Linked DNA regions of Homo sapiens: all the other regions are linked to region 3. A link is a loop called in an ENCODE intact Hi-C map of the cell type or tissue named here. Cell type or tissue: PC-9. All regions are shown on one strand.

Region 1 (4,000 bases), 330 kb before region 3:
AACTTCTGCAACAAGGTAAAGTAGTAGAAAAAAATATATATATATTTTTTTGAAACACAGTCTCGCTCTGTCACCCAGGCTGGAGTGCAGTGGCATAATCTCGGCTTACTGCAAGCTCCATCTCCCAGGTTCAAGTGATCCTCCTGCCTCAGCCTCCCATGTAGCTGGGATTACAGGCGTGGAACACCATGCCTGGTTATTTTTTGTATTTTAGTAGAGACGGGGTTTTGTCATGTTGGCCAGGCTGGTCTCGAACTCCTGGCCTCAGGCAATCCACCCGCCTCGGCCTCCCAAAGTGCTGGGATTACAGGCATGAGCCACTGCGCCCGGACAGAAAAGTCTTCAGTTGAAACATCTGAAGCTGGGGGCCATCTGCGGTAGACTTCTGTAAATGCACAAAATAAGATAATGTTAAAGCCATGTTTCTCAAAGTCCCGAGCTCCACGTAAACTGCCTATTATCAGAAAAAAGTTATCAATTAAAAGTCAAAGGCATAAAGAACAAACTAACACAAAAAAATTTTAAATACCTTTGCTGGGTCACAAGGCCGCCGGTTGATAAAGAAAAACTGTCTGTCTGTTGAACTCCTTCCAACTCCATGCGTGCATTGTGAAATGAAACCTGAGATGCTATTCAACATTAATATGGTAAGGGCAGGATTCCAGAGTGAAAGGGATTAGAAATACGATCACATGGCACATTCTTAAAGTGAAATGAAAACAAAACACCAGGTGACATGCTGATAAGGATCACTATTGCAGTTCACGGGTATCTGTGCTCCAAATCTTGATGAGTCATCAAAGAACCAAACCTTCTGGAATATTCTAAAGCTCCTACAGTCAACCAATGCACCACAGGTGATGCAGTGCGTCCAAAACTGATGTGTTGCAGCTCTCCTTACCCTTCCTGATAAATCCTCAGCCTCTGTAAGTGGGTCTCGCTTCAAATGCATTCTCAGAACCTCCGTGCTGCCACCCCTGGTTTGTCAATGAAGTCTAACCACTTGTGCTCAGAATTTTGCCCACATTCCCTCCCCTTTCAAAACCTCCCGGGTAGGACGCTTATATCTCATGTCTTGGTAAAGCGCTTGCTTCACATGAGACCCACCCCAGGGATACCGGCATTTCCAGAAGAACACCACCTTCACATAAAGACATAAAGCTCCATGTTTACCATTTCAGGCATAAGCCAAAAGCAAGTGGAGGAAGAGTAAGAAATATAGATCTCAAGGCAACAAACAAACAAACAAAAAGAAATACAGATCTTAGGCTGGGTGTGGTGGCTCATGCCTGTAATTCCAGAGCCTTGAGAGGCCAAGGTGGGTGGATCACCTGAGGTCAGGAGTTCAAGACCAGCCTGGGCAACATGGCGAAACCCCGTCTCCACTAAAAATACAAAAAATCAGCCGGGCATGGTGGTGAACACCTGTAGTCCCAGCTTCTCGGAAGGCTGAGGCAGGAGTATCGCTTGAACCTGGGAGGCAGAGGTTGCAGGGAGGCAGAGGTTGCAGTGAGCCAAGATCACGGCACTGCACTGCAGCCTAGGCAACAAAGCAAGACTCCATCTCAAAGCTAAAAAAAAAAAAAATATATATATATATATATATATACACACAGATAGATAGATATCTTTACAGGACCAATCCTATTTATGGAAGTGTCTATTTTCTTATACGAAAAGTAATGACACTGAACTGCCTTCATCAGATGCCAGGAAAGTCAAAATCATTTAAAATGATAAAATAATTTACAAGTTAGTCTAACTAAACAGAGCCTTAAAGAAGACCTGCTCAACAGAAAACCACCTGAAATATACCACTTACTCAAAACATGGTTTGAATTAAGCAACTGACTCCTTTGTATAAATCATCTTTCTTAGCCACAGCATTGCTCACAGTTTTATAAAGGACATAAAAAACTATTATCCCTAGCCAGGCGTGGTGGCTCATGCCTGTAATCCCAGCACTTTGGGACACCAAGGTGGGCGGATCATCTGAGGTCAGGAGTTCGAGACCAGCCTGGCCAACATGGTGAAACCCCGTCTCTACTAAAAATACAAAATTAGCCGGGTGTGGTGGCACGTGCCTGTAATCCCAGCTACTCAGGAGGCTGAGGCAGGAGAATTGCTTGAACTCAGGAGGTAGAGGTTGCAGTGAGCCAAGATAGCACCATTGCACTCCAGCCTGGGCAACAAAGCAAGACTCCGTCTCAAGAAAAAAAAAAAAAGACACGAAACTATTAGCCTTAGAATCACTATCTTTAAAAAAAAAGCTCTCAGGATAAAATGTTCAATTGTAGTTCTCTTGCCAGCAATCTACTTACTAAAAAAGATTATGCAGAGCATCGGAACAGCTCAAACCGTACTCTTCACACACGGAGTCACTAGGGGGCAGCTGAACAAAAGGAATGAGGCTTTGCAACTGAAAAAAAAAAAAAAAAATTCACAGTTACTTCCTAATAAAGACAGAGTGGACTTAATCTGTTTTCTTTCTTAGTCAAGCTATTGACATTACAAGCGCAAAAAAAATTAAAAGAATCTTTTGTTTTGTTTTGTTTTTTGAGACAGGGTCTCCCTCTATTGCCCAGGCTGGAGTACAATGGCTCAATCATACCTCACTGCAATGTCAAACTCGTGGGTTCAAGCAATCCTCCTGCGTCAGCCTGTCGAGTGAGTAGCTGGGACTACAGGTGCACACCACCACACCTGGCTAATTTTTTAATTTTTTTGTAGAGATGGGATCTTGCCGTGTTATCCAAGCTGGTCTTAAATTCCTGGGCTCAAGCGATTCTCCCACCTCAAAATTGTTGGCCGGGTGGTTCAAACACATAATCCCAACAGTTTCCTCTCCCAGAGTGCTGGGATTACATGTGTGAGCCGTGGGAACAACAATTTTGATTTTATGATATAAGAAAGATGAAACAAGTACCTACTTATTCAGAACCCACACATTGCCCACAATAACTTATATTTTTTTCAGAGAGAGAGTGAAAAGACGCAGTATACGAGTGTCTCTGGAAGAATAAAATGAAACACATTCAGCTCTCAAACATCAATTTTTGTGATAGGTACTTTGTTTTTTTTTTTTTTTTTTTCCTGGGATGGTGTCTTGCTCTCTCGCCCAGGCTGCAGTGCAGTGGTGCAATCTCAGCTCACTGCAACCTCCATCTCCCGGGTTCCAGCGACTCTCCTGCCTCAGCCTCCTGAGTAGCTGGGATTACAGGTGCCTGCCACCACGAACAGATAATTTTTGTATTTTTAGTAGAGATGGGGTTTCACCATATTGATCAGGCTGGTCTCAAACTCCTGACCTCGTGATCCGCCCACCTCAGCCTCCCAAAGTGCTGGGATTACAGACGTGAGCCACTGCGCCGGGCCTTGTGATAGGCACTTTAAAAATCAATTCTTAATCTGGGCGCAGTGGCTCACGTCTGTAATCCCAGCACTTTGGGAGGCCGAGGCAGGCGGATCACTAGAGGTCAGGAGTTCGAGGCCAGTCTGGCCAACAAGATGAAACCCCATCTCTACTAAAAATACAAAAAATTAGCTGGGCCTGGTGGCATGTGCCTGTAATCCCAGCTACTCAGGAGGCTAAGGTAGGAGAATTGCTTCAACGCGGGAGGCAGAGGTTGCAGTGAGCCAAGATGGCGCCACTGCACTCCAACCTGGGCAACAGAGCAAGACTCCAGCTCAAAAAAAAAAAAAACCGGCCGGGCTTGGTGGCTCACACCTGTAATCCCAGCACTTTGGGAGGCCGAGGCTGGTGGATCACGAGGTCAGGAATTCGAGACCAGCCTGGCCAACACGGTGAAACCCCGTCTCTACTAAAGATACAAAAAATTAGCCTGGCGTAGTGGAGCATGCTTGTAATCCCACTACTCGGGAGGCTGAGGCAGGAGAATTGCTTGAATCTGGGAGGCGGAGGTTGCAGTGAGCCAAGACAACACCACTGCACTCCAGCCTGGGCAGCAGTGCGAGACTCCCTCTCAAAAAAAAAAAAAAA
Region 2 (4,000 bases), 52 kb before region 3:
CCAGAGACACTCCCTGAGGCAGGCCTAAGGGAAATAACCTGTTTTTGTCCTTCTTCCTGCCATTCCTCCTGCCAGTGGCTCCCAGTGGCCAATCCCAGCCGGAAGCCAGCTGACCAAGGGCCTGGGAAATGTTGCCTGCAGGGGTGAGTCCCTGCAGGGAAAGGGCAAGAAACGGATCTGAGCCAACAGGACATGGGCTGACCCTGCCTGTGGCTACTTTACACTCTTACCCGTAAATGTTTGAAACGACCTTGCCGTTCAAATATTTCAAACTTGAAACAGACTTTGTATACTTGGGGGTTATCACCTGTCTGAAGGTGAAAGGTGGGAGCTCAATCTAGTCTTAATTTGCATGTATTTTATTATGAACAAGGCTCAGCATCTCTTCACCTGAAGCACAGACACCTACATTGATCAGGGAGTGAAGGGGTCAGAGAGAAGAATGCCAATTATAGTTAATTCACCTCATCTGCCAGGGATGGTCCATTCAGGACCATCAATCAGACAAATGCCCAAACAGGACACGAAGACAATCCCAATGAGCCAAACTAGCCAGCTACCCTCCAATTAGCTCAAGAACTGTTCTCGAAAAACTGAAAGGCAACAAAGTCCCATAGGAATTAAAAACGACTTAACTACACTCTGCACACACTGTAAGGAACAATGTGTTCTTGTAATCTTGTGCCCCCCACTCGCTCCTCTTGTAACTGCCTTCCAGCCATTCATGCCACCATCCTCTCTCTCCTTATCTTGCATTGAAAGAACAATACAGTGGACAAAAAGCTAAATTAACTTATAAAAATAGCAAGTAGGAATCAATTTTTCAAGTCTTTTAACCTGACCATTAACAAAAAAAAGACCTTTTCAATTATCTTTGGCTTCTACCATAACTACTGTTTGAATAGATTATTTACCCTATCTTTTAAACAAGCTTTAACTGACTCCCCCAGATACAGTTCAACATTATGTACTACACTCTAAAAATATACCAAAAAATGTTATGCTTTATAATCTGCTGGCAGCTGAAACGGTTTTCTTTAAAAGAGCTCAACTTTATTTTTTTAAACATGAATTTTAAAGCATTTAAAAATCTAAAAGGTATTAACTGTAAAGAGGTATGTTAACTTCAAAACTTACAACAGCCAAGAGTTAAATGTAAGCACATAAAGTTTATACAATAATTACAATATCACTCATATTTCAAAACTTTGCTTTTCACCTGTTTCAAAAATAAATATCCTAATATTGCCAAAAATATTTTTAAGTGTCTGTCACAAAGCAAGGGAGAAAGCTAGTCATAAACTAAATCAATAAAGGTTAAAAGTTATTTTCCAGCACCTAACATGCTGGCTAGCATTTTGATGGGCAATCAATAAATAAATCTTCATTGTTGAATGTTCCAGTGAGATGAATTAAATGATACACTTAAAACATTCACGTCTTTGATGGTTTTTTTCCAATCTGAAATACACACTTATTCCAGAAACCTGGAAAATATAAAAAGAAAATAAAATAATCCATAATGTCACCAATGTTTATGTTGTTTAAACCATGATGTATAAAACTGCTTATTTTAATGGTTGTAAAATACTTCAATAAACTTCCCATAATTTACCTCACCATGCCCCTGCTGTTGGCGTTGCTGTTTCCAATTTTTTGCTATTTTAAACAGCATAATACACATCTTTATACGTGAGGGGTTTATTTCAAGGTTGCTTCCCTGTGATATATTCCCAGAAGAGATACTAACAACCCAAGGACAATTTTAAGACTTTTGATACTTCATATCATCCTTTGTTATAGTACTCAAGACCTGCAAATTGCTGGAGCACATTAAAGCCTCCTCTTTTCCTCTTTATTCCTGCTTTAATCTTCAAGTCTACATTTCTTTACTCACAGAGCCCAAAGCACCTTACAAACAAAACTGCCAAGCCAGCTAGCTGCCTTGACGCTAATGTCCAACGTCTGCATATTACAGTTGTCTTTCTTTTCTAACAAGGGAAAACAGCTATGCCCAAATTGTGACAGGCAGGAAACACGACATCCACCGGGAACCCATTCCTTAGGATCTCATGGCTCCAGACAGCCTGACTGTAGGAGGGTTCGCAACTGGGCGCCTTCGTTCCACAGCGCTCCCATCAACACACCCACTCGGTGCCACAGTGCTACCCCTAGCTTCAACTATAAGAACTGAACTCGCCAAATGCCATGACGGGTGCCAACTTCCCACCATCCTGGCTGCATCGCGTCTTTCAGCAAAAAAACATCTCCCTCTGAGCAGCACTTGAATTCTGGAAGGCACCTTGATGATGAACCACTTCATCCTGAAGCATTCAATACTGCTGATTCTTACAGGCAGCTGCACCGGCAGCCTGTAATTAAGATTTCTCTAAACTGCTCCCTTATTACATGGGGTTCTGATGATTCTGATGATTTCTCTGTCAGCTCAAAGGAGATCTTCAGGAAAAAAAAAAAAAGTCTAGAGAACCTCAACTTCGGCTGTTCCTGTAAAAACACGGGCATTAACCCTTTGCTTTCCAAAGCGAACACCCACTCCATACAGAGGCACGTTCCTCTGTTTTTAAAATCTAATTCCCAGCATGACCCAGCAGTCATTTGTATTCCACTAAATAATTTCCAACAAACACGATTCCTCCAGCAAGAGGAAACCGAACGTCAGACACAGACCACCTGGGCCACGACGCGCATCGACCCGACCCACTCGGGAGCACACCTGGCTCCGGGCACACCTGGCTCTCCGGTCTTGCCTCTGTGCTGGGTGCAGCTCGTGTCTCCCACCCTCGGCTCCACGGAGTTTTTTGCTCAATCTGTCGCGTCTGCCGTTTCCTAAAACGTCTACCCTGAACTGAACTCCAGCTGGCCCCCTCCCCGTTCGAGCAAATCCAGCGACCGTTTCTGACCCAAAGCCAAGCAGACTGTCACGCTTTCCAACCGTTTCCCCTGCCCTCCCGTCCTGTACACTCGAGGAGCCTCCAGTGCAAAACTTTCCCCTCCCGGTTTCCCACCGGCTCAGCCGCTTCCGCCCACCTGAGCTGAAAGGGGGCGTCCGAAACGCCGGGCTCCGGAGGGCATGAACGCCCTTGGCGACAAGATGCGGGGAAGGTCGCCCCGCAAGGTCCCCCGCCCCAGAGGAGCGACACCCAAACCCCGGCCCGAGACTCCGGGGCGACCCCAGCCCGCGGCAGCCCCGGCCTGGTACCCAGACCCTCGCCAGCGCCGAACGGCGACCCCGGCCCGCCCCCTCCCTCGGCCCCCGGAGACCCAGCCTCGGCCCTGGCCCGGCGTGCCTCAGGCCTCCAGCGGACGCCGCTGCCGCTGCCCCCGACCCCGTCTCCTCCGGCGAACCCCGGCCCAGCGCCGCGCCCTCGACCCCCAGCCCCCGGCCCCCGACCCCAGGCCGCCGGCGAGCCCACCACACCTCCGACACTCACCGCCACCACCCTCGCCGCCGCCGTCTTCATCCATCTTGAGGCCACTCCCGCAGCCGGCGAGCCGGGGGCCGGCAGCAGAGGGGCCGCGGGCTGGGGACGCCGCCGGAGGGAGCGCGCAGGCGACCGGGCGGCTCCTCAGCGCGCGGCCCGGGTCGCGGCCGGGCCTCCTCCCGCCGGGCGGGGCCTCGCTGGTCGGCGTGCCGTCACGTGACCCATGCCCCGCCTCTGCCCGCGGTGGGCGGGGCGTGAGGCCGCGCAGCCCCGCCCTCGGGAACCGGCCGGGCCGGCGGCGTCTGCGCTGGGGAAGGCTGTAGACCTGGCCCCTGAAGTGCAGGCCGATCCGGTGTGCGTGGAGCGAAGCCTCCTCGCCCTCAGCATTCCAGTAGCCTGCGGACGGGCGTGGGGCCCCGGACACTGGAACGCCACACTCTGCAAAACCCAGTGGCCAGGGGTGCAACTTGCACGTGCACTCGGGGTAAAAGATCAAGAAACGAATGCATTCAGAAGTCAGGCCTGGCCAGGCTCGGTGGCTCACACCTGTATTCCAA
Region 3 (4,000 bases):
AAAAATACAAAAATTAGCCAGGCACGGTGGCTCACGCCTGTTATCCCAGCACTTTGTGAGGCCGAGGCAGGCAGATCACGAGGTCAAGAGATCGAGACCATCCTGCACATGGTGAATCCCCGTCTCTACTAAAAATAACAAAAAATTAGCTGGGTGCGGTGGTGGGCGCCTGTAATCCCAGCCACTCGGGAGGCTTAGGCAGGAGAAAGGCGTGAACCTGGGAGGCGGAGGTTGTGGTGAGCCGGATCTCGCCACTGCACCCCAGCCTGGGCAACAGAGCGAGACTCCATCTCAAAAAAATTAAATAAATAAAAGAAAAGAAAGAGCAATCATTTATTGATGTTATAGAATAATACAATAGCAGTTCTCAATCTTTTTTAGTAGATTCCAACATTTTAAGCATGTTTCACTACAAGCCACAAAAGAAATTTAAAGTTGTGATTTCTATAGTAAAAAATTGACTTTTTTTTTTTCTTGAGATAGGGTCTCGCTCTCCCTTGCAGGATGGAGGGCAGTGGCATGATCACGGCTCATTGCAGCCTCAGCCTCCCAGGTTCAAGCAATCCTCTCACCTTGGCCTCCCAAGGTGTTGGGATTACCAGCATGAGCCACCATGCTCAGCCATAATGGACTTGTTCTGTGTCACAGATTTCCCTGTAAGGGCATCTAAGAGGCTCTCATGCAAAGGAACAGGCTGAGGAGGAACGCACTGTGGGCCCGCAAATCAGCACAGGTCCTCCCTGCCCCTGCCCCATCCACCTGAAAGGGCCCAGAAAAGCTCCCAACATTGGGAGCCTGTGAACATCCTTGGCAGAAGTGAAAATTCTGACCAGCCCACTCTGAAGAAAACTACTGCTCTTTTAAATTTTTATCTTATTTTATATCATTTTATTTATTTTTTTGGTAGACATGGGGTCTCACTGTGTTGCCCAGGCTGATCTGGAATGCCTGGCCTCAAGTAGTCCTCCCACCTTGTCCTCCCAAAGTGTTGGGATTACAGGCGTGAGCCACCACACCTGGCCCTAAAACTACTGTTCGTGTTGGTGCAGTGTGAAAATGTGGTTTCTTACTGAAAGCCATGCACCAAAATAAAAAATAAACACAAAAATACATTTTACTTTTCTATCACATTTATCTTCTTTCTTTAAGCACCACCTATGGGTATTGAATTAAAGAGCTGCAGCTGGGCCGGGTGCAGTGGCTCATGCCTGAAATCCCAGCACTTTGGGAGGCCGAGTCAGGCGGATCACTTGAGGTCAAGAGTTCGAGACCAGCCTGGCCAACATGGTGAAACCCCATCTCTACTAAAAATTAGCCAGGCGTGGTGGTGGGCACCTGTAATCCCAGCTACTCGGGAGGCTGAGGCAGGAGAATTTTGCTTGAACCTGGGAGGCAGAGGTTGCAGTGAGCCGAGATCGTGCCATTGCACTTCAGCCTGGGCAACAAGAGTGAAGCTCCGTCTCAAAATAAATTAAGTGAACAAATAAATAAAGAGCTGCAGCTGGGTTGGGTACAGTTGTTCACACTTGTAATCCCAGCACTTTGGGATGCCAAGGTGGAAGGATTGCTTGAGCCTGTTATTTGGGGACCAGTCTGGACAACATAGTGAGAACTTATCTCTACAAAAAAATTTTAAATTTAAAAAAGGAAATAGTTACGATCTTGTTGTAAGGTTTGATACATTACACACACTTGCGTTAACAACCCATACTAAACTAAGTCTGACGTTTTTATGTTAATTTTTGCTTAAGAATTTGGCTAAACAAAATAACCATAAAAACATCCCAAAACAGCACACTCCCTAGGTGAACACATGGCTCCCTCTTGTGGTCAACGCGAACCTCACGGGCACAGCCCCGGGGCTTTCTTCCCAACCTCATCCACTCCTCCCAAATTATTATGCAGCCACATAAATTACCATGAGATTCACAAAACAGTCTATCCGGCATCAGCGTTCCATCCAGTGCAGCCTGCTTCAGTCTTTCACCTTCAGAGGGAGGTGAGACTTTCGCATTCTAGCTTAAAATTTGCCCAGAATAAAGGTCACTTAAACTAAGTGATTACTTGGCATCCTCCAATGACACATGACCTCATCTGCCAACTTAAACACAATATATATAAATATATATGCCCGTATCACTTCAAAAATAAGCATTATTAGGCCGGGCACAGTGGCTCACACCTGTAATCCCAGCACTTTGGGAGGCCGAGGCGGGCGGATCACTTGATGTCAGGAGTTCAAGACCAACCTGGCCAACATGGTGAAACCCCATCTCTATTAAAAATATGAAAAAATTAGCCAGGTGTGGTGGCACATGCCTGTCATCCCAGCTACTCAGGAGGCTGAGGCAGGAGAATCTCTTGAACCCAGGAGGCAGAGGTTGCAGTGAGCTGAGATTATGCCACTGCACTCCAGCTTGGGCGACAAGAGTGAAACTCTGTCTCATAAATAAATAAATGAATAAGTTAGTTAATTATAATTAAGAGATGGGGGTCTCCCTATGTTCCTCTGGCTGGTCTGGAACTCCTAGCCTCAAGTGATCCTCCTGCCTCAGCCTCCCAAAATGCTGGGACTACAGGCATGGGCCACCCTCCCCAGCCAGGAGAAGCTGATTTTAATGGAAATTCCAAATGCTTAAACATTTTTAAATTCACGTATTTGCCAAACCTTGCTTTTACACCGTGCAGTAGGAAACCATGAACATTTGTTTAACAATGAATCTGCCTGTGACTTAACCTACTCCTCCCACTTTCCCAAAGGCATCACAACACAAAGCTAAAAAGCACTGTTCTCCTACGGCCGCATTCTCAATTTCCAGATGAATTAAGACACGGAACAAAGCACCTGCATTTAAAATCAACCAAACTCCCCTCTTTTCTCAGCTCACCCTCACATAATAGGTTTTCCTGAACAAGCATGAGTCATAAGTCTTGGAATATGGGAGTGTGAAAAGAAATACTGCTTTCTGGCTGGGTGTGGTGGCTGACACCTGTAATCCCAGCACTTTGGGAGGCTGAGGCAGGCAGATTGCTTGAGCTCAGGAGTTGGAGACCAGACTGGGCAACACAGTGAGACCCCGTTCCTACAAAAAATTAAAAAATTACCCGGGTGTGGCAGTGTATATCTGTAGTACCAGCTACTCAGGAGGCTGAGGTAGGGGGATCACTTGAACCCAGGAGGTGGAGGCTGCAGTGAGCTATGATTGCACCACTGCACTCCAACCTGGGCAATGGAGCAAGACCCTTTCTGAAAAACAGAAACAGGGCCGGGTGCGGTGACTTGTGCCTGAAATCCCAGCACTTTGGGAGGCTGAGGCGAGCAGATCACGAGGTCAGGAATTCAAGACCAGCCTGACCAACATGGTGAAAACCTGTCTCTACTAAAAATACAAAAATTAGCTGTGCACGGTGGCGGGCGCCTGTAATCCCAGATACTCAGGAGGCTGAGGCAGGAAAATCACTTGAACCCAGGATGCAGGGGTTGCAGTGAGCTGGGATTGTGCCATGCACTCCAGCCTGGGCGACAGAGCGAGACTCTGCCTCAGAAAAACAACAACAACAACAAAAACAGAGCCTACTTAGTAATCTTCCAATTACTGATCTTTTTTTTCTTAGAGCATAATCAGAACTCTTTGTGGGGTTTTTGGGGGTGTTTTTGACATAGGATCTCTTCCTGTCACCCAGGCAGGAGTGTAGTGGGGGCAATCACAGTTCACCGCGGCCTCAATCTCCCAGGCCCAAGTGATCCTTCCTCAGTCTCCTGAGTAGCTGGAACTACAGATGCGCGCCACCACATCCAGCTAATTTTTTGTATTTTTGTAGAGATGGTCTTGCTATGTTGCCCAGGCTGGCCTAGAACTCCTGAGCTCAAGTAATCCACCTGCCTCTGCCTCCCAAAGTGCTGGGATTCCAGGTGTGAGCCAGTTATGCACCACCCAGAATCAGAACTCTTAGGAGGCAAACAAGGAAAAACAAAACAGGTTGAATCCACTGCCTTAAA

What was found. Peaks named below come from ENCODE experiments on the same cell type or tissue, not always from the same donor. Only the 100,000 strongest peaks of a DNase experiment are listed, where the experiment ranks them.
Region 1: it touches region 3 in a loop (11-fold over the local background); 55 of 110 quality-filtered maps call a loop at or near these places.
Region 2: it touches region 3 in a loop (8-fold over the local background); 36 of 110 quality-filtered maps call a loop at or near these places.

The regions. Positions count from the first base shown.
Region 1 is chr7:5,995,005-5,999,004 of GRCh38, forward strand. PMS2 (PMS1 homolog 2, mismatch repair system component) reads right to left here. Exons shown (of 15, transcript NM_000535.7): 7 at 2,322-2,419; 8 at 530-629. Among named protein-coding and RNA genes, the nearest start is that of PMS2, 12 kb to the right of the region's middle. In PC-9, CTCF peaks have their summits at 2,365 (motif pointing right) and 2,570; DNase peaks (open chromatin) are centred at 697 and 2,397; H3K4me3 peaks cover 369 bases; H3K27ac peaks cover 1,071 bases.
Region 2 is chr7:6,269,022-6,273,021 of GRCh38, forward strand. CYTH3 (cytohesin 3) reads right to left here and starts at 3,603. Exons shown (of 13, transcript NM_004227.4): 1 at 3,453-3,603. The coding sequence starts at 3,486. RefSeq lists enhancers at 2,218-2,940, 2,941-3,662 and silencers at 2,981-3,150, 3,471-3,830. In PC-9, CTCF peaks have their summits at 2,298 and 2,522; a DNase peak (open chromatin) is centred at 3,710; H3K4me3 peaks cover 2,246 bases; H3K27ac peaks cover 229 bases.
Region 3 is chr7:6,321,342-6,325,341 of GRCh38, forward strand. No RefSeq gene overlaps it. Among named protein-coding and RNA genes, the nearest start is that of FAM220A, 26 kb to the right of the region's middle. RefSeq lists an enhancer at 1,910-2,410. In PC-9, CTCF peaks have their summits at 1,809 (motif pointing left) and 2,010; a DNase peak (open chromatin) is centred at 1,870.